Linked DNA regions of Homo sapiens: region 2 is linked to region 1. A link is a loop called in an ENCODE intact Hi-C map of the cell type or tissue named here. Cell type or tissue: mammary epithelial cell. All regions are shown on one strand. Each heading gives the region's core, and the rest is flanking DNA. Links, peaks and the distances in the headings are about the cores only.

The links. Hi-C counts contacts between places; a loop is a spot of excess contacts. Peaks named below come from ENCODE experiments on the same cell type or tissue, not always from the same donor. Only the 100,000 strongest peaks of a DNase experiment are listed, where the experiment ranks them.
Region 2: it touches region 1 in a loop (7-fold over the local background); 4 of 110 quality-filtered maps call a loop at or near these places.

The regions. Positions count from the first base shown.
Region 1 is chr5:80,084,756-80,096,964 of GRCh38, reverse strand. No RefSeq gene overlaps it. Among named protein-coding and RNA genes, the nearest start is that of THBS4-AS1, 7.2 kb to the right of the region's middle. RefSeq lists an enhancer at 10,845-11,139. In mammary epithelial cell, for the core only: a CTCF peak has its summit at 5,069 (motif pointing left); no DNase peak of the experiment used is centred there.
Region 2 is chr5:81,189,441-81,202,333 of GRCh38, reverse strand. It overlaps RASGRF2 (Ras protein specific guanine nucleotide releasing factor 2), which reads right to left. Exons shown (of 27, transcript NM_006909.3): 19 at 892-1,004. Among named protein-coding and RNA genes, the nearest start is that of CKMT2, 37 kb to the left of the region's middle. RefSeq lists enhancers at 9,238-9,744, 9,745-10,253. In mammary epithelial cell, for the core only: a CTCF peak has its summit at 7,100 (motif pointing right); a DNase peak (open chromatin) is centred at 7,093.

The sequences.
Region 1 (12,209 bases), core at 1,350-9,349:
CCACCTCAGGCTCCCAAGTAGCTTGGACGACAGGCACATACCATCACATCCAGCTAATTTTTGTATTTTTTGAAGAAATGGAGTTTTACCATGTTGCCCAGGCTGGTCTCAAACTCCTGGGCTCAAGCGATCCACCTGCCTCGACCTCCCAAAGTGCTGGGGTTACAGGCGTGAGCTACGGCAATCCGACACTGCTTTTTCTTTGAGTCCTCTAGACAGAAACCCCCTTTTGGACTTTACCCCTGCCCTGGCCTACCTGAGGCAGTTCTCATAGCAGGAAAATGAGAACCATGAGCCTGTAGCCCCAAAACCTGGGATCTGGCCTCAGTTTTGCTCCTAACTAGCCATGTAACCCTGACAAACCACAGAGGTGACTAGGCCTCAGTTTTTCCAACTGTAAAATGAAAAGGCTGAAACAAAAAGCTTCCTGATGACTCTTCAGATCTAAGATTTGGTGAGTCTATGGTTCTGGATACATGACTTTATAAACACTTCCCCATCCGGAATTTCTTTTGCATTAAGGAGGATTAAATTTAGCTGGAAGTAACAGTAAAGCCCCAAGAACAGATGGAGATTTTTCATGTCCACAAAGTCCAGTGATAGAAATCTTATGGTCTGTTACTGGTATGTTACTCCACGGTGTCAGTTCTATCTTGTTCTCTGTGATGACGCTTCTATTCCCAAGGCTTTCTCATCAACTCAAGACAGCCTCTGGAACTCCAGCTATTATATCCATATTCCAGCCTAGGAGGAGGGATAAGAGGACGAATAAGAAATATTAATGATCTGGCTGGGCGTGGTGACTCACGCTTGTAATCCCAGCACTTTCGGAGGCCGAGGCAGGTAGATCATGAGGTCAAGAGACCGAGACCATCCTGGCCAACATGGTGAAACCTAGCCGGGTGTGGTGGTGCATGCCTGTAATCCCAGCTACTTGGGAGGCTGAGGCAGGAGAATCACTTGAACCCGGGAGGCGGAGGTTGCAGTGAGCTAAGATTGCACCACTGCACCCCAGCCTGGCAACAGAGTGAGACTCCATTTAAAAAAAAAAAAAAAAATTAACCCTCTTTAGAAGAAGATTCCCAGAAGCTACCATGAACTTTTTTGCTTATATGCCACTGATCAGAACTTAGATGGCCACAACTCACCTGGGAAGTATAATCTTTTATTCTGGGCATCTGGGTTCCTGCAAAAATTTGGGACACTATGACTATGAAAGAAGGGTAGAGCTGGTATTGGGGGTGACTGCCTCACCTTAAATTTCTCTAGGTATGAGACTAACCAAATAAACCACTTCAGTTAGACTCTGTCCCTTGTCATGTGTCCAATCTCAGGGGTCTCCACTTTGAGTTTTGCTTCTCCAGCTCTGCAGGTGTTTTGTGGTGATTGGCCTCAACTTTTAGGCCCCTGTTTTCCATTATTTTCTCATTAGTGATGCCTGTGATGACCTAGCACCTCAATTATTCTTTGCACTTTGTAAGCCCAAAGCCTCTTTCAGTTGTTGGAGATAGTTGACTGATGTTTCGGGGTCTCCAAGACCACTACATTTAAGTGGTTTGCTAGAAAGTCTCATCGGAGGCTTTCTAGACAGGGATGTTTAGAACAAGGCTCTCTTTGGACCCAGGTAAAAACTCTCAGGATTAAGTAAGTCTGAGTTCTTCAAATAAACAAATGCCCTCTAAATAGAATCTAGTGATTGGCTGAAGCATAACTCAGCATCTAGTTATTCTTACAGTTATAATTTATTACAGTGAAAGGATACAGGGCAAAATCAGCACCAAAAAAAAAAAAGAAAGAAAAGTGTATGGGGCCAAGTCCAGAGAAAACCAGGGGGGCAAGCTACCAAGAGTCTTCTCCAGGTGGAAGTCACATAATATGTGCTTAATTTCCCCAGCAATGAGTTGTGACAAGGGATATGAAATGTTGGCCACAAGGGAAGCTCATTAGAGACTCAACACCCAGGGTTTTTATTAGGGTCTCGTCTTGTAGGCACCTTCTCCCTACCATGTACCAAAATTCCAACTCCCAGAAAGAAAGCAGATGCTCAGCATAAACCACACTGTACAGTCAAGACATGGTGAACCACTCTTATCAGTTTCAGAAATGGTGGGAACACTCTGGAAAGCCAAGTGCTCAGATACCAGCCAAGGGCCAACTTTGCAATTAGGCCTTTCTAACTAAAGATCAGCAGCCATCTCGGACCTGCTGTTAACTCTTCTCTGCATACCTGGTGAATGTGTGCTGTCGCTATAAAAGAATTTCAGATTTTGGAACCAGAGTCAGTGATGCTGGGTTTGAATCTCTTTCCATCTATTGATAAGGTAGGAATCTTCTACCTGAGACCTCAGCTCCTGTCGGCTGGCCCCCAGTGTACCCCTATCCTCTCCAGGCAGTGGTGACAACCCCTAACAGGTTGTTAGCCAGAGTGTTCCCAGACTGAACTGAGGGTTGGGCTGCTTGTTCTCATGGCCCAGTAATGAGATGCAGATAAACTGGGAAAGAAGAGAGTTTATTTCTGTAACCCGGTACAGGCAGAAGGCCAGGAAAATATCACCAGACCGACTCATATTTACAAAGTTTTCCAGTGCTTATATGAAGCTATATGTCTACATGTAAGTGTGGATTCATCAAAAGACACAAGTGACTGATTCCCTGTAATCCATAACTAAGATCTGAGTCCTGGAGACCTTCCTCCGGAGCCTCAGTAAGTTTATTTAATCTAGATGGGTCCAGGTGCTGGGGGTGATTACCCTTATCTTGCCTCCCGCTGAGTTATGGCGGTCTGGGGAGTTCTTTGCTGACCCCTAATAAAACGTGTTTAATCCTAAACGTGGGTACGAGGAATGTAAGAATTTCTTTGTTATCTTGTCATGCTTCAAGGCCCAGGAAAGGCCTAGGCAAGACTCTTGGTGGCTTTTGTCACATTCCAGCCTTTGTGTAAGGACACTGGCTCTTGCAGCCTTTAATGTTTAACCTAAGCACTCAGTCAGTGCTGAAACAGTTGTCATGGAGGCCTGCCTGTTTAGCTATTCGTGAGACCTGGCCTGCCACAAGAGGGGTTGAGTCCCAACCTTCTCCATATCCCCTGCAGGCCGCACAGGGTACCTGGGAAATCCCAAGTACGGACTCTCATACTCGATCACTTACAGAGTCAGGTAGAAACTTACATGTGTGGACACTGCGGTGCATGGACAACACAGGCCCTTTTCAAGGTTCCTGTGCGTGAATGCAGATGGAGGCTGGAGCTTTTGACTTTTTAAAGAGAAGTTGGAAATCCAGGTTTTTGTCTAAAAACACTCAAATTTTAAATGTTTGCTCAAGTTAGCAAATAGAAAACCCAACAGCAACCACCAAAACACTATATGGCCCAAAGAATTTTTGACTCAAGTAATTTAGGTCATGCAGACTGTCCTGGGCCAGGAAGCTGCCTGCCCCCTGCTCCCTGGAAGTGTTCTTCCTGGCAGGGATGTTTAGGACGAGGCTCTCTTTAGACCCCGCTAAAACCTCTCAGGATTAAGTCTGGGTTCTTACAACAAACAAATGTCTTCTAAACAGAGCGAGAGAATCTAGTGGTTGGCTTTGAGGTGCATTTAATTCTTTTTTTTTTGAGATGGAATCCCCCTCTGCTGCCCAGGCTGGAGTGCAGTGGCACAATCTTACTGCAACCTCTGCATCCAAGGTTCAAGTGATTCTCCTGTCTCAGCTTCCCAAGTAGCTGGGACTACAGGTGCATGCCACCACACGTGGCTAATTTTTGTATTTTTAGTAGAGATGGGTTTTGCCATGTTGCCCAGGCTGGTCTCAAACTCCTAACCTCAAGTGATCTGCCCGCCTCCACCTCCTAAAGTGCTGGGATCACAGGCTTGAGCCACTGCGCCCGGCCAGGTTCATTTAATTCTAAACTACACTATAATTTTGCAGTTATGATCAGTATTATTAATAGTAAGACAAAGGCTTTCAGTCATACAGAGGCCTGGACTAAAATGGACTGGCTTTGTGTACTTTTAAAATCCCTCCCAGTATCTAGCACAGTGCCTGGTATGTAGTAATTGCTCAGTGTGTGTCTGAAGAATGAGTGAATGATGAGTGGATAGATGAATGGCTCTTTGCTTTGCTCATGGAGAAGACTCTATCCTGTGAATTTAGGCTGAGGGACAAGGCAGAAGTCTTTGCGAAGCAATACCTAAAAGAAAGCGAGGCTTCAGTGTTCGTTCAGAGACTAAGTTGCAATAATTCACGTTTAGGTGGTGGTTTCCTTCCTATGTGGTGGTTGTTGCTTTTTGTTGAGATGTTCGTTTTGATAAATAAGAGTTCTTTTTTTTTAGACAGGGTCTTGCTCTGTCACCCAGGCTGAAGGGCAGGGGTGCAATCATAGCTCACTGCAGCCTGTCCACTCAGGCTCAAGTAATCCTCCCATCTCAGCCTCCCAAGTAGCTGGGACTACAGTGCACACCACCATGCCTGACGAATTATTAAAACATTCTCAGTAGAGATAGGTCTCACTATGTTGCCCAGGCTGGTCTCAAATTCCTGAGCTGAGGCGATCCTCCTGCCTCACCTTCCCAAAGTGGTAAGATTTCAGGCATGAGACACCACTCCTGGCCAATAAAATTGTTCTTAAGCCCTGAACTATTAGCATATAACATAGTGCTAGGAGCAGAGTAAGTGTTTAATAAATTGTAGTTGTTGTTATTCTTTTTTTTTTTTTTTTTTTTCCTGAGACACATACTTGCTCTGTTGCCCAGGCTGGAGTGCAGTGGCGCGGTCTCAGCTCACTGCAACCTCCGCTCCCCGGGTTCAAGCGATTCTCCTGCCTCAGCCTCCAGAGTAGCTGGGACTACAGGCGCAAGCCACCGCACCCAGCTAATTTTTGTATTTTTAGTAGGGATGGGGTTTCACCGTGTTGGCCAGGATGGTCTCGGTCTCCGGACCTCGTGATCCGCCCGCCTCGGCCTGCCAAAGTGCTGGGATTACAGGCGTTTGTTATTCTACTTTTAATGAAATTTAGTCATCTTTTAGCTAAAAAAGTGGCTGGTTTAGGGGCTATTTTTAGAGGATTGCTGCCCCCTAGTGGATGATATGAAAGATACAAGAATTTGAGGCCTCTTGGCCTCGCCAATTCCACAAATTTGTACTTTATTGAGAGGTGGAGGGTGAGATAAACATGGCACGGTCCTTATCCTCCAGGAGCCTGTAGAAAACCACAGAGCTACTGGGACTTTGGAGATGTTAGTTCTCAAGCCCTGATCCTCAGAATTCTGGTAGGAGGGGTAGGAGTGGGATGGAATTGTTGTGAGGAAAACTCCTTAAAAATATGCTAATGGAGAAAATTTTTCGTTCAAATCTTCCTTCCATAAATTTTTCTTAGACATTAGATATCTGCTACTGTTTACTCTAATAGGTGCTGCAAAATAAATAACTAGGCCGGGCGCGGTGGCTCACGCCTGTAATCCCAGCACTTTGGGAGGCCGAGATGGGCGGATCACAAGGTCAGGAGATCGAGACCATCCTGGCTAACACGGTGAAACCTCGTCTCTACTAAAAATACAAAAAAAAATAGCCGGGAGTGGTGGCGAGTGCCCGTCGTCCCAGCTACTCGGGAGGCTGAGACAGGAGAATGGTGTGAACCCGGGGGGCGGAGCTTGCAGTGAGCCGAGATCACACCACTGCACTCCAGCCTGGGCGACAGAGCAAGGTTCCGTCTCAAAAATAAATAAATAAATAAATAATGAATGACTAGTAAATACCCCCAATGAGGCAGCAGATGCTCACACTTAGTTGGATGATGCTTGTGAACGCGTATGTTCACAGCAGTGAAATTCTATTGTGCTTTGCAGTATATAAATTTAATGTTACTCAACAAGTTAAACTTAATGAAAGGGAGACTTATGCGCTGAATCACAGCTTGGATGATGGATAAAAGCAAACCTTCCCGCCCGCCCCAGTGTATCCTAAGCTGTGACTTCCTAGGTCTCCTCCTCCAGGCCAGGATGGGAACTGGGCTCAGCCACCCGTCTGCCTGGAGCCATCAGCTCATTGGTTATTTGTGGAATTTCTAGGGTGAGTGATCTGGCCTGGTTTAAACATAGGCATCTTTTAGGAACAAATCTAAACAGTAGGAGGCCACGTGTGGTGGCTCATGCCTGTAATCCCAGCACTTTGGGAGGCTGAGGTGGGAGGATTGCTTGAGCCCAGGAGTGTGAGACCAGCCTGGGTAACATAGTGAGACCTCATTTCTAAAAAAGAATTTTTTAAAATTAGCTATTGAAGTTGTTCACAATATGTTGTGGTAGCACTTTGAGATATTGACCCATTTCCTTTTCATATTTCCCTTTGCCCCAGTCCTCCCATTCTGGCAGAGTGGACTCTGGGCCCACTATTTCAGTGAGGCTGTGGTGGTGTGAGTCAGAGCCAGCTTGCAAACTGTTCTAGTTTTTGTGTACCCAGAGCTAAGCCCATAGTCGAAGTCTGGGGTTTGTGGGAGTGTCTTAGTCCATTTTGTATTGCTATAACAGAATACCATAGATGGGGTGACTTACAAAGAAAGGAAATTTATTTTACATGGGAGGTTGGGAAGTCCAAGATAGATCAAGTGCTGGTATCTGGTAAAGACCTTTGTGCTGTGTCATCCCCTGGTGGAAGATGGAGGGGCAGAGAGTATAAGAGAGCAAGAAATGGAACTCACAGCCTCAAGGTCTTTTATAACTGACATTAATCCATTCACAAGGGCTCTGCCCTCATGAATTAAACACCTCCCACTAGGCCTTAATTTTCAAAAGTGTTGTATTAGGGATTAAGTTTCCAACACATGAACTTCAGGGGGCACATTCAAGTCATAGCAGGGCGTAAGTGAAGGAACACCGGGAATGGATAAGATTTCTTGGCCAAAAGCAAAAGGGAGAATAAGGCTTCCCTCCTCATACTTGAGAAGGATTCTCCCATGCTGAGAGAGAAGGAAGGGAGGCCTGTGGGAGCTTTCTGCAGTCCATAGGTAAGGGGCCAGTAAAGGAATGGCTGCAAAGGTTCACACAGATTTGAGGTCCCCAGTGTGGTCTGTTAGAGTATGGGGGGTGGGTGCTGACTATGGTCACGTTAGAAGGAATCTGTGTGGATAGATGTCCCCCTCCCCAAACACCTTGGTTCTGAGAAGACATCCTAGAGTCTTGATTCTGGAAGAAGAATGGGAACCCCAAGAAAGACTGAGGTTATGTTTCTCTTGAGTTTGGCACAATAAGTTCTCAGAAGAAAAACAAGGTGAAATTTGGGAAATAAAGTTGTTTTTCTCAAAGACCTGAGTTGAAGGCGTGGATGCATGTCCACTCCATAGTTGAGGAGGTAGACAATGTGAGGAAAATACTTTTCGTTCTTTTATGATGAGCCAAGGAAATAAGCTAAAGTTACTTCTCAGTCAGGTGGCGCAGTCAGAATAGGAGAGCTTTCATTCTGGACGTCTCATTCACCCCAGCCCTCCAGATAAGCAGACATGTTTAGGCATCCTTAAAATTTTTGATGTAGTAGGGAGAAGAGAGAGGTGCTCCTTGCCACATCGCCACACCAGGGCCCCAAGTTGGGGCTAGTGCATTCTTCAGGCCATGTGTCCTGGAAAATGAGGGGTTTGAGAGCTGACAGCAGGATAGCTCAGGCCCCCAGCGTTGCTGCAGCCAGCTGCTTGGTGATGCCCTGGAGTCAGGGAGAGCTGAATCAAGGTCCTTAATCCCTCTGTGCGGTGACAGTCCCCAATGTAGAAAAGGGCAGTGTTCTGGGATGATTGTTAGCCCCTTATTTGGAATTGAGGATGCAGTTCTCCAGATCTCCACCCCTCAATAAAAAAAAAATCAGTGCTGACTGTCACTGTGCTGTTTTTTATTGATTTTGTTATTTGCTTATAAGGGTAGCTTTCATACACAGAAAACACAATTTATGGTGACTGGTTTTTAAAATTAATGTTTGATTAAAGTTACAAATTACAAAACCTTAAGTATAGAAGTTCAACTTAAAAATCTTACGACTCTACTACATCTATAAATATACAAATCTACTTATTACTTTATAGCAAAATTTATAATCACTTGTAAGCTTTTGATTGTCTAGTGCCATTTGTAAACTTAATTAAATTTCTTTAAATGCTCTAAATTCCATTTATAAATTTAATATATTTATAACAATATACTATGCTAATTTGTAATACATTATAAACTAAATTTAAATTGCATTTATAATGTTTTATTTTTATGTCACTTGTCTGACAAAACCTGCCTACGCACTTAAATAACCCTTGTAAATTAAAAAAATTTATACAGTGGATTATAAATTATCTGAACCACCTCAGTATCATTTACATATTCAACCAAATTCTCCCTACCTTCTGATTTAAAATCAGAAGTCTGAAATCAAATACTCAACTACAGACAATCCCCAACTTATAATGGTTTGACTTAAGATTTTTTTGACTTTATGATGGGCTTATCAAGATATTAAATGCCATGCTGGCTAACACGGTGAAACCCCATCTTTACTAAAAAAATACAAAAAATTAGCTGGGTGTGGTGGTGGGTGTCTGTGGTCCCAGCTACTCGGGAGGCTGAGGCAGAAGAATGGCGTGAAGCCAGGAGGCGGAGCTTGCAGTGAGCCGAGATCGCACCACTGCACTCCAGCCTGGGCGAGAGAGCAAGACTCCATCTAAAAAAAAAAAAAAAAAAAAAAATATATATATATATATATATATATATATAAAATGCATTTTCACTTATGATATTTCTGACTTGCCGTGGGTTTATCCCAGGATGTAACTACATGGTAAGTAAGGGAGCATCTGTATGCATTTTAAACTAGAATCCCACATTGAATTTATTGCATTCTGTATGCCAAATTCTCTTAGATATTTCAAGTACTTTGGCACATATACAAACATAATTCCCAAGCACCACACAAAAATATTAGGATGATGGGTCCAATTGACTTCAGCATATCTGTACTTAGTTCTACAATTGTAGAATTATTTCTCAGGAATAAAAGACCCTTCTCCACTAAGGAAACTCTACTGCCTCAGGAAATTTGGGGTGCATGTCAATTGTCTGAGGTTATTAACCAACGATTTGGGCGAGGTGGTAAAATGTGGAGCTTGTAGGAGGCATTCCTTATTCCTGAAGGAAAGGTTGTCTTTTACAGAAAACACAATTTATGGTGACTTTGGTTTTAAAATTAGTATCTGATTAAAGTTACAAATTACAAAACCTTAAGTTAAAAAATTCAACTTAAAAATCGTATTACTTTACTATATTCTATAAATATGCAAATCTACTTATTACTCTATAGCAAAATATATAATCACTTTTAGGCTTTTGATTAATGTTTAGTCCCATTTGCAAACTTAATTAAATTTCCTTAAACACTCTAAATCCCATTTATAAATGTAATATATTAATTTATGACATACTATGCTAATTTGTAACATTAAAAACAATATATTTAAATTTCATTTATGCATTTTTTTGTCATTTGATGAAACCTACCTATGTGCTTATATAACTTGTAAATTTAAAAAATGTATATAATGGATGAGAAATTATCTTAATCATCTCAATATTTTCATATTCAACCAAATTCTCCTACCTTCTGACTTAAAATCACAAGTCTAAAATCAAATACTATCTTTGGGAGGCCAAGGCAGGAGGATCATTTGAGCCCAGGAGTTTGAGACCAGCCTGGGCAACACAGTAAGACCCCATCTTTACAAAAAAAAATAGAAAAAATTAGCTGGATATGGTGGTATGAGCCTGTAAGTCTTAGCTACTTGGAAGGCTGAGGTGGAAGGACTATTTGAGCCAGGAGGTTGAGGCTGCAGTGAGCTGAGACTGCACCACTGCACTGCAGCCTGAGCGACAGTGAGATCCTGTCTCAATAATACTAATAATGATGATGATGATAAACCAAATATTCAACTATAAACAACTCCCAACTAATGATGGTTTGACGATTTTTATCAAAACATAACCCTATTTAAATTGAGGAGTATCTGGACTTCATGATGGATGACTTAAACTTTTGACTTGGGTTTATTGGAGTACTAAATGCACTTTGGACTTAAGATATGTTCAACTTACGGATTTATTAGGACATAGCCCCATTTTAAGGTGAAGAGCATCTGTCTGCATTCTATACTGGAATCACAAGTTCAATTTGCATTCTCTAATTATGCCAAATTCTCTTAGATATTTCAAGTACGTTGCCACATATTCAAACATAATTCCCCAACACCACACAAAAATATTAGGATGATGGGTCCAATTTACTTCATCATCTCTATACTTAATTCTATAGTACTAGAATTATTTCTCTGGAATAAAACACCCTCACCCACTGTGGAAACTATACTGCCCCAGGAAATTTGGGGTGAGCGTCTCTGTCTCCTGAGGTTGCCTATGACCAAATTGGGCGGGGCTGTAAGATGCGGAGCTGTGGACACTGCAGGGGGTTTCTTCATGCCACTGAAAGGTTGAGCCACCCTTACAGTCCCGATGTTACTGGGGACCCCAGGCGTGTATCCCAAACAGGGGCACCCCACCTCTCACCCCTAGATTTATGCTGTACAGTATCTAGTTTGCCCACGGCCTCACTTCTGGACCAGATTCTTTTTTGCTGCTTGAGTCTGTTCCCAGTTATCTTCTAGCCTAGGCAATAAAAAATGCCTACAGATGTTTCAATAGCAGGTGGCTGGATTCTATATCTTCCTCATTCTCTTTAACTCTATAGCCTGTCTCCAAAATTAACCTAAGGATAATCACCATAATACTTCTGGAGCCTAGGACTAATAACCTGGATGGGGAGAAGGAAGAGTTTTTTTTTCCTTTTTCTTGAGTGTAGGCAAAAAGGGCTGCACATCCCTTTGTGCACCTGCTCCCATGCCCCCAGGCCTCCTCTGGCTGCCCCCAGTGCCCTCATCCTGCCCCCAGAGATCTCCCACACTTCCCGTGGGATTCTACTCAGCCATGATCTTTTCCCTACAGTGACAATGCCTCTTTTCTTTCCCAGCCACGCCTCCCATTCCCCCACAGTGACAATGCCTCTTTTCTTTCCCAGCCACGCCTCCCATTCCCCCAGTACTTAAAAAAAAAAAAAAAAAGTGAGACAGGATCTTGCTATGTTGCCCATGCTGGACTTGAACTCCTGGGCTCAAGTGATCCTCCCCATTCAGCCTCCCAGGTAGCCAGGACCACAGGTGCACACCACCATGCCCAGCTCCTCAGTCTTCTCGATCTCCATGAAAAGTCAGGAGGTGAATGGGCATTGGAATGAATTCATACTAGTTGGTGAGAGACTGATGGCCACTCAGTCCTAGAGGTGTAAGATTCAAATGAGGCTCTTACTAACCTAATGGAACTGTAATAGGAATTTGAGTCATTGTGCTAAGGTTGAGTATAACAAGTATCCAAGAAGCCCAGGGAGTTACCTGGGGGAGAGCATACCACACCTGCTAGCTCATCCCGTCAGTCTGCAACTGGCTAGCTTCTCTCAAGTGCTTCCTGATTTTCACTTTTTTTTTTTTTTGTTTTTGTTTTTGGAGACACGTCTTGCTCTGTCGCCCAGGCTGGAGTGCAGTGGCACGATCTCAGCTCACTGCAACCTCCGCCTCCCGGGTTCAAGAGATTCTTGTGCTTCAGCCACCTGAGGAGCTGGGAGTATAGGCAGGAGCCACTGCACCTGGCCTAATTTTTGTATTTTTAGTAGAGATGGGGTTTTACCATGTTGGCCAGACTGGTCCCAAACTCCTGACCTCAAGCGATCCTCCCACCTAGGCCTCCCAAAGTGCTAGGATTACAGGTGTGAGCCATAGCACCCCACCCATTTTCACTTTTCTTACTTCATTTCTTATGCAAGAAATTTTCTGAAAGCCTCAAGTTTTCTACATCAGCTTCAAAAATATAAGGAGGGCCAACTAGGAATAGGACAAGGTAGAATAATCACTTGTGTGCTGATAAATATTTAACAACCAGTTCTCTGGAGCCCTGATTTGTAGTGTTTGCCAGTTTCTGTGTAAATACTCCCACCATGGCCAATTTCAAACTACCAACCGTTTAACTGGCTCACAATATTCCTAAAACTTGAATAGTTGGCTCTTATGAGCTGGTAGGAGTTGGCTTCAGCACACTGCTGGTTCTACATGCGTCTTTGTTTCTTGTTTTGCATAAATAACAAGTTTTGTCTTCCCA
Region 2 (12,893 bases), core at 2,893-10,892, 1.1 Mb before region 1:
GAAGGGTCATTTCTAGAGGTTGTAAATGAAGAGGGAACTAGAAATGAGAGTGGTAAAGAAGTACCAGACCCTGGCAGAGAGATGCTGGGCTTCCCATCCCCAAGCACGGACAGAGGACGTACTTATGAGTGAGCTGGGAAGCTGCAACTGAAATGTCTGCACAAAGCTAGCAATGGCTGCCCTTTCCACATAGAGTGGACAAAAAAAAAATCCACCCACCAGTTCAAGAAGCTATAAGAAAGCTTGTTACCCACTTGGATACTGGGTGCAACAACTATGGACACAATCTCTAGCAGTACACCCAAAGTTGAAGCCTTTATCACATAGAAGTGTGGAGTCATACCTTATACAATCCCCCATAGTCATACCACCTACGTGATGTGGAAATCCTAAACTGACAAGCTGTAGAAAAGCTGGTCGAGGACCAGTGAAATGAGCCAAAGAAAATTCCTAACTACTCTGTGATGTCACATCCACATTTTAGGTGCACGAGACTCCCACAGACACAACCACACTCACAAACATGAGCTTACAATAAACAATTACAACCCACAGGAGGAAACATCATCTCTCTTTGATGCCTGCCGGACTTGCAGGAGAGGCTCCTCAAGGGTTCCTTTCTTTAACTGTTGGTTCTATAGTAAACCGCTGTCTGCCTCCATAAATAACAGCAACTGCACTCCACACGAGTTATACCACCCCGTCCCGAGTCTTCCTGAGACAGCAGACCCCAAATTGCCCCCAGGAAAGAGAAGATAATACATAACACTTTACTGCTGAGAACATAGTCCCCACTGTCCCCAGGATTCTAAGATTTATTGGCTCTTATTTTCTATGAACATAGCAGGAATCAACCAATGTCATCCAGTCGGCATCTTCAGCTGCCTTCACCTGAGGATATTCGCGGCGGCTTTCCTTTCTTGGGGAAGAAGGTCTGGGTCTCGCAAAACTTCTTCTAGCAAATTTAGGACATTCATCTTTAGTTCATTGTTGAGTTCGAAATCCTGTAAAATAAAATGAATCTTTTTAAATTTTAGCTTTGAAAGGGTTAGCTCTATGACACATGACACCATTCTCCATGATAAATTCTCTAGAAGCTAGGTATGGAAATTAAAATGTATGGACCCTAGAGTTCCCTGCCACACCTAGGGTCCCGATTTAATTGGTTAGGAATGGTGGTCTGTTATTGGTAGTTCTGACAGGCTCCCCTGGGGGCTCCCCAGGGGGTGCAAATGTGCAGTCAGTGTTGAGAACAACTGCCTCTAGGAACAGCCATTGGGAAGGGTCCTTAACAGAGCTTACGAGGCCCTGGCCCACCCCTCCAGCCTCTTCTCTCACACTGCTTGCATCCCTGTGGCCTGCAACACGTACCACGCCCCCAACACACACCACGCCCCCAACACACTCACACTGTCCTAGACTTAACAAATGCCTTCAGTTCCTCAAGAGATATGTGCTTCTCATAGCCTGGAACACTATGCCGCCTCCATACATGTATTTCTATTCATATTTTGGGCCTAGGAGATGATATGCACTCTCCCTGGAGTCTTCTTAATTCACCCAGTGGGATTGGGAGCTTTTCTTTGTGCACCCACGGCACACGTAACTCACGGCTGTCAACTCCCTGTATTCCATTGAAAGGGCCAATTTAATTGCCTGGCTTTTTTCTGGACCATGAGTAAGATCAGTAACTGTGACATACCAGTATCTCAAAGAATATTTGCTGCAAGAATAAAATCTGTCATTTAAGCAGTAACTTGAATGAAAATATGCTAAGGCTATCAATATCTATATCTACATCAATATAGATATGCTAAGAGCTAAAGAATGACACAGACTAATGGGGCCACATCGAATGAACATAGAAGTGAGATTGAAGAGGCACCCACTGGGGAAAGTTGGGACAATATGAGCATCAAAATGAATAATGAGAGTAATAAGCAATAACCAGTTTAATAAGAAGAACCTGTAAGTCCCTATCGATATTGATGCTCACAAAGACAGACAGATTTTAAAAAGGTAGAAAATAAAACTATTCTTCTTCTTTTTTTTTTTTTTTTTAAATCACAGGGTCTCTCTCTGTCACCCAGGCTGGAGTGCAGTGGTGTGATCATAGCTCACTGCAGCCTCAAATTCCTGGGCTCAAGGGGGTCCCCCACCTCAGCCTCCCAAGTAGCTGGGACTACAGGTGTGTGCCACCATGCCCAGCCAATTTTTAAATTTTTTGTAGAGACAGGGTCTTGCCATGTTGCCCAGGCTGGTCTCAAGCTCCTGGGCTCAAGTGACCCTCCCATCTCAGCCTCCCGAAGTGCTGGGATTACGACCGTGAGCCACTGCACCCAGCCTAAAGCTATTCTTTATAGTAGAATTCCAAATAGTAGATGCAAAGAAATAAATGAGTTAGAAAATCACCATTTTCTTTTTTTTTTTTTTTTTGAGATGGAGTCTCACTCTGTCACCCGGGCTGGAGTGCAGTGACGTGATCTCGGCTCACTGCAACCTCCGCTTCCCGGGTTCAAGTGATTCTCCTGTCTCAGCCTCCTGAGCAGCTGGGATTACAGGTGTGTGCCACCACGCCTGGCTAATTTTTGGATTTTTAGTAGATACAGGGTTTCACCATGTTGGCCAGGCTGGTCTCAAACTCCTAACCTCAAGTAACCTGCCTGCCTTGGCCTCCCAAAGTGCTGGGAGCCACCGCACAGGCATGAGACACTGCACCCGGCAAAAAATCACCATTTTCAACCAAAGCAGTAATCACTGATTCAGGCAAGGATCATGACTGAATGCTAAAATGGTTGAATGAAGTGTATTAGAGAACAGAATTAACAGTGTCAGAGTACACCTCAGAGATTACTTATTAATTACAAAGGGAGAATCTGGCAGATAACACCTTACCCCAAGTGATCAAAGTTACCATCCCCCATGATGGAAGAAACCAACATCATATGTCTACTAATGTAATGCTCTGTAATGTAATACATCCTTAGTATTTCTGCCTAAAATGCATAAATTGATCTAATTTTGAAGAAGCATTGGCCTGTACTCTTCAGAAATGTCAGTGTCATAAACAACAGAGACAAACTGAGGAACTCTTCCAGCTCAAAGGACACCAAAGGGATAACAGCTAAATGCAACCTGTGAACCTGGAGTCAAGAGGCGAATGCTTTAAAAGGGCATTACTATGACAACTGGCAAAAATGGAATCAGGACTATGCACTAGTAGAGAGCATTCTGCCAATCTGAAATTTTCCTGAATTTGATCATTTTACTGTTGGCTGTCTAAGAGCAGGTTCTTCACTTATACACTATTGGTGGGAATGCAAATTAGTTCAGTCCCTGTGGAAAGCAGTTTGGAGATTTCTCAAAGAACTAAAAATAGAACTACCATTTGACTCAGCAATCCCTGGGTATATACCCAAAGGAAAATAAATTGCTCTACCAAAAAGAGACATATACTTGCATGTTCATTGCTGCATTATTCATAATAGCAAAGACACAGAATCAACCTAGGTGCCCATCAACGGTGCATTAGATAAAGAAAATGCGGTATACATACACCATGGAATACTATGCAGCCTTAAAAAACGAAATCATGGGCCAGGTGCGGTGGCTCACGCCTGTAATCCCAGCATTTTGGGAGGCTGAGGCGGGCGGATCATGAGGTCAGGAGATCGAGACCATCCTGGCTAACACGGTGAAACCCCGTCTCTACTAAAAATATAAAAAATTTGCTGGGTATGGTGGCAGTCACCTGTAATCCCAGCTACTCTGGAGGCTGAGGCAGGAGAATGGTGTGAACCCGGCAGGCGGAGCTTGCCGTGAGCCAAGATCGCGCCACTGCACTCCAGCCTGGGTGACAGAGCGAGACTCCGTCTCAAAAAAAAAAAAAATCATGTTCTATAAAGCAACATGGATGAAGATACAGGCCATTATCCTAAGCAAACTAATGCAGAAACAGAAAACCAAATATCACATGTTTTCACTTATAAGTGGGAGCTAAATCTTCGGTTCACGTGGACATAAAGATGGCGACAGTGGACACTGGGGACTCCAAAAGGAGGGAGGGAGGTGGGGGCAAGGGCTGGAAAACTTCCTGTTGTATACTATATTCACTATCTGGGTGATGAGATCAATAAAGCCCAAATCTCAGCGCCACACAAAACCTGCACATGTATCCCCTGAACTAAAATAAAAATGCAATTAAAAAAAAAATAACAGGTTTTTGTTCTTGGAGGGAGTCTGGGGAGAGAGAGAGAGAGAATACACGTTAAACATGTGAATGATTTCTGAGGGATTCTAGATGTGTATCAGTGTACTTTCTTTTATTCTGGCAATTTTTCTCTCAAAAAATTTTCAAGGTAAATGTTGGGAAAAAAAGAACAAAAAGGTAGAATTGTGTCTCTTTCATTACTTAATTAAATGTATCCTTATAAAACACGTGCAGGCAGCAGAGAGGAATTGTTAGGTATTCAGAGATGAACTGAACACTGCAAAGTCCTGCTTTTGAGGATCTTACTCTGATAGACTATATCTTTATATGTACAGACATGAGTGTTTATTTTCCCCCATATAAAGTTACTTATTATAATTACATTTTAACTTTCAGGAAAGTAATTTTGAAGCACTGACATTCTGAATCCTTTTAAATGATTGGAGAGAACATTGTTAATTGCAACGAATCAGGTAAAAAGAAAAGAGCAAGATTTTACTATATTTGGTAAAAACAATTAACAAGATCATAATTTCACAAATTGTAGACAATGCAAGTCTAATCTAATTTGAATTTAGTATTTTTGTACCTCAGTTGGGTGGCAGATGGTGTAATAAGTTATTCCCAATATTTTACTTTTTTTTTTTTTTTTTTTTTTTTTGAGACGGAGTCTCGCTCTGTCGCCCAGGCCGGATTGCGGACTGCAGTGGCGCAATCTCGGCTCACTGCAAGCTCCGCTTCCCGGGTTCACGCCATTCTCCTGCCTCAGCCTCCCGAGTAGCTGGGACTACAGGCGCCCGCCACCGCGCCCGGCTAATTTTTTGTATTTTTAGTAGAGACGGGGTTTCACCTTGTTAGCCAGGATGGTCTCGATCTCCTGACCTCATGATCCACCCGCCTCGGCCTCCCAAAGTGCTGGGATTACAGGCGTGAGCCACCGCGCCCGGCCAATATTTTACTTTTCACTGTTTGACCATAGTCCCAATTCTTCAGAAACAAGAGCCACTGGGGCCCAGGAGCAACATAGATGTCAATATCTCATCAATATTAAGGCTTCAGATGATGTTTTCCTAAAATTTCACCTATTTATTGCCAAACACCTTTTTGCTATTAGTTTTTTAAAATGTACATAAAGAGAAGAGAGTAATAGTTTGCCAGTGTTCTTTCCTTTGGTTCCACTCTCTCCCTCATTTCAAGGTAAAGGGATGTTTGTAAACGGTTAATGCTCTCACTTTCATCAATCTTTGTGCACTACATTCTCAGCCATCAGGACTTTATTTCCTTAATGAATATTTCACATATATTAGTGAGACAACTGAGTCCTCATGTAGCTATGTCAGGTCTCTAATGATACAAATAATCTGATTATCATAAATGCACGATTAGTGTGAAGGATATCAGGTTACTGTTTAGACCGTGCTGAGGGTCAATTAGTGGTTTGATCAACCGGCATTAGTGAGTACCTACTGTGCCCCATACTGGGCTCAACGGGGGAGGGGGGAGTGGGGTGGGGGACGCTTCTGGGGCCCCAGGATGGCAAATGTGGGAAAGGTCTTGTTAAGAAAAGCATAATGTAATTTTATTATTTTGAACTCTGGGAAGACTGGTCTGAGAGGGACCTTTGAAGGACTTAATGAAATCTGCCAAGACACTATTTGAAGCATGACAAATGGTCGCAGTTGAATAGTTGCTTTGCTGCTGATGATATAAATCAGACTCTGATATAATGCAAAGCAGAATCTCTGATAGTGGAGTATGAAATGGAAGAATTTTTGCCATCCATAATTTTCACTTACATTTGCACAGGTTTTTACAATGTACAAAGTGACCTTTAGTATATAATTTTTTGTTGTTATTTGTTTGTTTTTGAGACAGAGTTTCACTCTATTGCCCAGGCTGGAGTGTGGCACAATCTGGGCTCACTGTAGCCTCTGCCTCCCAGGTTCAATGGATTCTCACACCTCAGCCTCCCGAGCAGCTGTGACTACAGGTGCACACCACCACGCCCAGCTAATTTTTGTATTTTTTGTAGAGATGGGGTTTCGCCATGTTGGCCAGGCTGGTCTCGAACTCCTGACTTCAAATGATCTGCCCTTCTTGGCCTCCCAAAGTGCTGCAGTTACACGCGTGAGCCACGGTGCCCGGCCGTGTATAAAATTTTAATCCTTCCTTAGCTGACCCAGCATCAGACAAGTCAGGAACCATAATCTCATGGTCTCCCGTCACATATCGGCCACACAGGCTGAAGAGAGGTGATCACATGGGCTGAGATGAGAAGCATGGGGAAATGGAGGGGCTGGGACAAGAACACCAGTCCTTCTGACTCCTTCGTAGTCCTTTATACTTGCCCTTCTCAAACTGTCATGTGCACAGGGCTCACTAGGGGTTGTGGCTAAAATTAGATTCTGATTCAGGGGATCTGGAACAGAGATAAGGATTCTGCATTTCCAACAAGCTCCCGGGTGATGCTGATGCTGCTGGCCCGGGGTCCACCTTTTGAGTAGCAAGACCTTACATTACCTTTGTTTATCTATCAAAAAAAAAAAAAAGGTCACAAAAAAAAAATCTCAAGAAGTAAAAGAAATCTAGATCTTCTGATGTACTACCTAGAATGATTTTATTTTTTACAAATGCATGTAAAATACAGAATTGGTCATTCAAAAGTCCCTGTTGAAAATACAGTAGCTGCTCCTCAATAGAAAGAAATCTAAAGCAGCAAAAAGACATTTGCCCTATTTAAATCCAGAGATAAGTGATTCCTAATGTCTGGCTGACAGCTATGTTGTAATTGTCCGGCATGTAATTATTGGCTACATTTCCCCAAGTCCTGAAACGGTGGAATAAGACGTACCCGAGCGCCTTCTCGGAGGCAGCAATCGAGGCGCCCACAAGATGGCGCTCCCGGGTCAGCATTGGCTCTGGCGCGGGCCCCTGGGTGGAGCCCGCAGGCCTGGAGGAGGGATGTCGCCTGCCCATGTTTATGACACGAAGCCGCACGAAGCCTCATGCGCCAGGAGAGCGAATCCATGGCACCCAAGAGACCCCGAGGTACTTATTGAAGTTATCAAAGCAACAGCGTCTAATTTAGTTTTTGTTTTCCAATTCCTGAAGCAGGGATGTGGAGAGAGAGGATTCGAACGAAGAAACCGCCCTGCTCTCAAAGGTGGCGCACTCAGAAAATGCAAGACGTTTATATTTCATTCTCTGAAAAGGAGCCCATAGCTCTTGTTCCTTCAAAAAGAATTACTGAGTAACTCAACAAACAACGCTCTGCAGTGGAGGCGGAGCAGCAGACTTCTGGGTGGGTTTGCACATGAAAGAAACATTAACAAAAGAAACCAAGAGAGGCTTGAGGAGGGCGTCCATCTGCAAGGGGCCCCCCTTGGGGACGCCCTACTGACCCTTAGGAGAGGCTGGGCCTGGAAACTGAGGTCCAGAAACCACCTGCAAAAAGCGGGTAGTTCTGGCCAGGAACAAGACAAAAACTGTCAAGGGATGGAGTGTGGCACCCAGCACACGCTTAGGAGCAAAACACTGTCCACCGATGATGCCAGAGTCTTCCAAGGGAGAGATGCTATTGTGAGATGAGTCTATTTTACCAAAATTGTATTGACTCTACTCAACATGTTCATAAATAATTAGGAAAATTAGCATTTTACCTGGATCAGTTAAAAAAAAAAAGAACAAAAAACAAAAAACAAACAAAATCCTAAAGTAATTGTAAGTAAGACAGTGAGAGGTTGCCCCATGCTAGGTAATTTTTTTTTGAGACAGAGTCTCACTCTGTCACCCAGGCTGGAGTGCAATGGTGTGATCATGGCTCACTGCAGTCTTGACCTCCTGGGCTCAAGGGATTCCCGCCACCTCGGCCTCCCAAGTAGCTGGGACTACAGGCACATGCTACCATGCCCAGCTAATTTTTAAGATTTTTTTTTTTTTTTTTTAGAGATGGGGCTCTCTCTATGCTGCCCAGGCTGGTCTCCAACTCCTGGGTTCAAGCAATCCACCTGCCTTGGCCTCCCGAAATGCTGGGATTACAGATGTGATCCACCACACCTGGCCACATTTTAGCTACTTTATTATCTCATTTAATCGTCAATAGCAATACTGCAACATATTTACTATCATGATTTCCATTTTGCATATGGGGAAGTCCAGGTACAGAAAATCTAGGTATCTTATCCAAGGTCAGACAGTTAGCAAGTGGCAGGCCCATGACTTAGATCCAGGCTAAACTCTTGGCTAAAGCCTGAGTTTTTAAACTGCTTTTCTAACCACTCAACCTCTTGAGATAAAGCAACTATCGAGCTGGGCACGGTAGCTCATGCCAGTAATCCCAGCACTACGGGAGGCTGAGGCGGGTGAATCTACCTGAGGTCAGGAGTTCAAGACCAGCCTGACCAACATGGTGAAACCCCATCTCTATTAAAAAATACGAAAATTAGCTGGGCATGGTGGTGGGCGCCTGTAATCCCAGCTACGCAGGAGGCTGAGGCAGGAAAAGCACTTGAACTCAGGAGGCAGAGGTTGCAGTGAGCCGAGATCGTGCCATTGCACTCCAGCCTGGGTGACAGAGTGAGACTCCATCTCAAAAAAAAAGAAAAAGAAAAAAAGAAAAAAGCAGCTATCAGTGACTTAGTGGCTGCTGGCTTGGGGAAGGGAAGGCTGAAATGTCAAACAGTTGCAGAGCCTGGAACTATCTCCCTTCACTGATGACCATTTGAGACGGGGATCTGGAAACTGTGGTTTCCAGTCTGAATAAACTAGTTTGCATTAATGAGGCTAGATCATACACCAGAAAAATCATCTGCAAAGCAATAAATCAGATTTTCTAGCACTTTAAAACGAATCCCTGTTGATAGCTTAGGCATTTTAGAAATGATATTCATTCTTTCAGGAGAGCAGGGTAGTAATTAGTAATTTACTATACATGGCCAAGGGAACTCTAGGACATTGGGAAAATCTGATTCTATAAACACAGTTTGAGGCTAAAGAGAATTATGAGAGTAATTTTCTCAGTGTAATAAGTACAGTATATTCCTAACAGTGGCCAGAGGTTTTAAAAGGAAAGTGAAAATACTGCAGAGTGGATTAAAATCACACAAATAATTTTAAAATCTGGAACAAAGAGCTTATAAAGAAGGACTCAGGATGTGTTGAGCTCAGAAATAAGAGGTGGGGGGTTAATTTAATGATTTTCAAGAAAATGAAAAACATACTACTGTTTTCTGTCTTGACTACACAAGATGAAGAATTTAAATTGTGGTGTAGAGTTAGTTTAGACTCGGGCCAGTTTGTAAACTGGGAAGCTGAGGCAAAGGCACTGAATGATCATGATATATGCAAATCAGCCTTGACAGGTCTGGGGTACACAGGTTTGCATTCCTCATGTTCATGAACTAGAGACAACCTCCTAAACCAAGGTGGTTTTCAACTCTTCTGAGGAGAAGAGACCTTATTCAAAACTTTAACATTGAAACCCTCTTCCAGGGGAGATTGTGCTGGCTAAAACCTGGGATGAGAGCCTCTGCAGGGGACCCGCTCGCCTTGCTCACCGGCCACCACCGCTGGCCTGCCTGCGTCGGCGCCACCTTGGGGCAACAGGGACTCTGAATCAGGGCTTCTTGCTGGAAAAGTGAAAGGGTAGGGTTTTCTGGCATTTTCCATTGCCTAACTACAAAAATATTTTAAAAGCCTCATTGTTCACACGATGAAAAAGAACATTCTAATAGAAAAACATAAGGAAGGGCAATAAGTTTGGAATTAAACCCTACATAGCAATACGACAGTACTTCTAAACTTTCCAATACACGTTCAATACTTACTAGTCATTAACTACTCAGTAGGTTCTTGAATCTTCAAAGAGGAACAGAATGTAGAGAAAATATATGCCTGACAATCATCTGGGGACTTATGTTTCAGGTAGTAAAACCCACAGACAATTAAACCCCAAATCTGGTAAGCTCTGTGCCTTGCTCCTGGTCAGCCCTCAAACGTTTGTAGAATGAATGCATAAAAGTCCATGGGGGAGAATACTTGACTTTGAGACAAGTGGTAATAAGCTACCTAAGTTTTAAACTGGTGGTTTGGGAAATTAGTTTAGCAGATGTGAAGTGGGAGGCTACGGGGAGAAGGCACAGCGAAAATGTGGAAGATATGTTAGAACAAAAATAACTGGGAAGCGGCAAATGGCAATGAATGACACTAATTCAGTGAGAAGGAAAAAACCCATCCAGAAAACTATTTATTTGATCATTTGCTGACAAATGACTCTGCATTTGAATGACTGCTAAAATTCAGCCCCTAGTTCTGAACAGCTGTGCATACAGGAATCTTTAAATACTGCCCCACAACCCCGGAATCAGATCGCTTCCAAGCTTACATCTTTACGCCCCAAAAGGGAATCAGTCAGTTTAAAAAGCATTTACCAGAAAAAAAGAGAATTTTTTTTTCAGATGCTGTGTTTTCCATTAGGTAGGTGGTAAATTTATATGGATTGTCATTTTCAAGAAAATGACAAAGACCAGAGGGAAAATGAAAAGTCTGGAAGGGCATCCTTTTATTGCCAATATTTAAAACTGTATTTAACTTTCTTAAGTAATGCCCCCTGCCAACAAAATTATCTTTGAGTTTAACTCTAATATAACTAGAAAGTAGTCATTAGTTATACTTTTCTTTTTACCCTGATCCATAGGAGGGAAAAAGACTGACAAAGAAAGCTGGTGGGTGCATCCTTCCTTCCCCAAGGAGAAGATGCACTTAGAGTTACAGGAAGTAGCATCTTTGACATTCACCCAAGGAGAGACTTTATGCAAAGAGATTGGGAGCTATAAGTTAATGACATCTGAGAGCAGAGTGGAGAGGAGAGGAACACAAAGAGAAAGGCAACAAGCAAGGCAGAGCCGTGGGGCCTTGAGAACCAGTTGATAACACAAATGTTAAGTCAGCTCTTGGCATTCTGAGGCAGCTCTGAAGTGATGGAGAGCACTGGTCCAGGCCTGGTCGGATCAAACAAGGACCAGGTGATGTCAGGATCATTGTTCCCCATGCTGAGGGTTGCATGCCGCAGTCTCCAGAAATGCTTCCAAGGTCCAAGAGTGATTACAAGAGTGGGGAGACAAATTAGGAAAAATAAGGGCTCTCCATGGCACTTGCATCAGAAAACTCTTACAACAGAGATAAGAAGCTATCGAAGTACATAAAATTCCATCAACGAAATCCATCCACAAAAGGTTAAGGAATCCCACTAGTTCAATGGGGAAAATGTTTCTGTTTCGGCAGCTAATGAAAACGGAAAATCAGTGCCATTGAAGGCACACTTCCTAAAAGCTTAAATCTAGCTTATGCTAGCTTAATAAATCCTGCTGTAAATGTCTCACTGTAAGGAGAGTTTAAAGGATAACAATAGGGATGTATAAAAATAAGAAAAAACTTTGGTAAATAGTTCAAGGAACTAGGATTTTCTTACTTGGTTGGTTGTTTGCCTGGACCAGAGAAAAAGAATAAAAATCTATCTTTGGAATTAAAAAAAAGAAAAGAAAATCCATACTTATCAGATAATAGTTTCTTACATTTCATATTTTCCAGAGAGATATGACAAATAATTCATTTGTGCATTATAACTTCACACAGATAATTTTGCCAATTTTACAAATGTGGAAACTAGCAAGCTAACAATGGAATCCAAACTAGTGTGCAAGTTTCCAGGTTTCTCTCCTCATCTGAGACCTTTTTGACCCAGGAACCTCTGAAGAACTGAAGTGAAATGTGACGCCTAAGGCATCTGTTCTGAGGGGAGAAGGAGAGGGCAGCGGTCAGTAAAAGATTACAGCAGGACCCAGCACTGCCGTAAAGATAAGGGTCAGCCTATGTGTCCAGGAAATCAGAAGGGGCCAAAAGGAACTGAAGTTGCTGGCCTATTTAAATTAAACGGAGCATTCTCTATTTCATTTGGGCGGCTGTCATGGGGAATCTGTTTGTGAACAAACACTGGTGTGTGCCTGGTGGATGTTTGGGATCTCTTAGCTGAGATACGCAGAGGCTGACAGTGTCGACAGCTAGAAGTGAATGGGTGCTGATAAATAATAAAAGGGTGAGACTGACATAAAAGTGTGTCGGGCGTAGTGGCTCACGCCTGTAATCCCAGCACTTTGGAAAGTTGAGGCGGGTGGATCACAAGGTCAGGAGTTCGAGACCAGCCTCGTCAATATGGTGAAACCCCGTTTCCACTAAAAATACAAAAAAATTAGCTTGGTGTGGTGGCGCATGCCTGTAATCCCAGCTACTTGGGAGGCTGAGGCAGGAGAATTGCTTGAACCTGGGAGGTGTAGGTTGCAGTGAGCCAAGATTGCACCACTGAACTCCAGCATGGAGACAGAGCGAGACTCTGTCTCTGAAAAAAAAAAAAAAAAAGTATATAGGCCATCGATTATCCTCTGACATGGTGATTGTATAAAATTATCTGTGGCTAGGCACAGTGGCTCATGCCCGTAATCCCAGCACTTTGGGAGGCGGAGGTGGAAGGATCACTTGAGGCAAGGGGTAGGTCAAGGCTATAGTGAGCTACGATCGCACCACTGCCCCCCAGCCTGGGTGACAGAACAAGACCCCATCTCTTAAAAAAAAAAAAAAGAAACACACACAGAAACAACAAAAAAAACATAAAACACCATTTGCAAGGCTG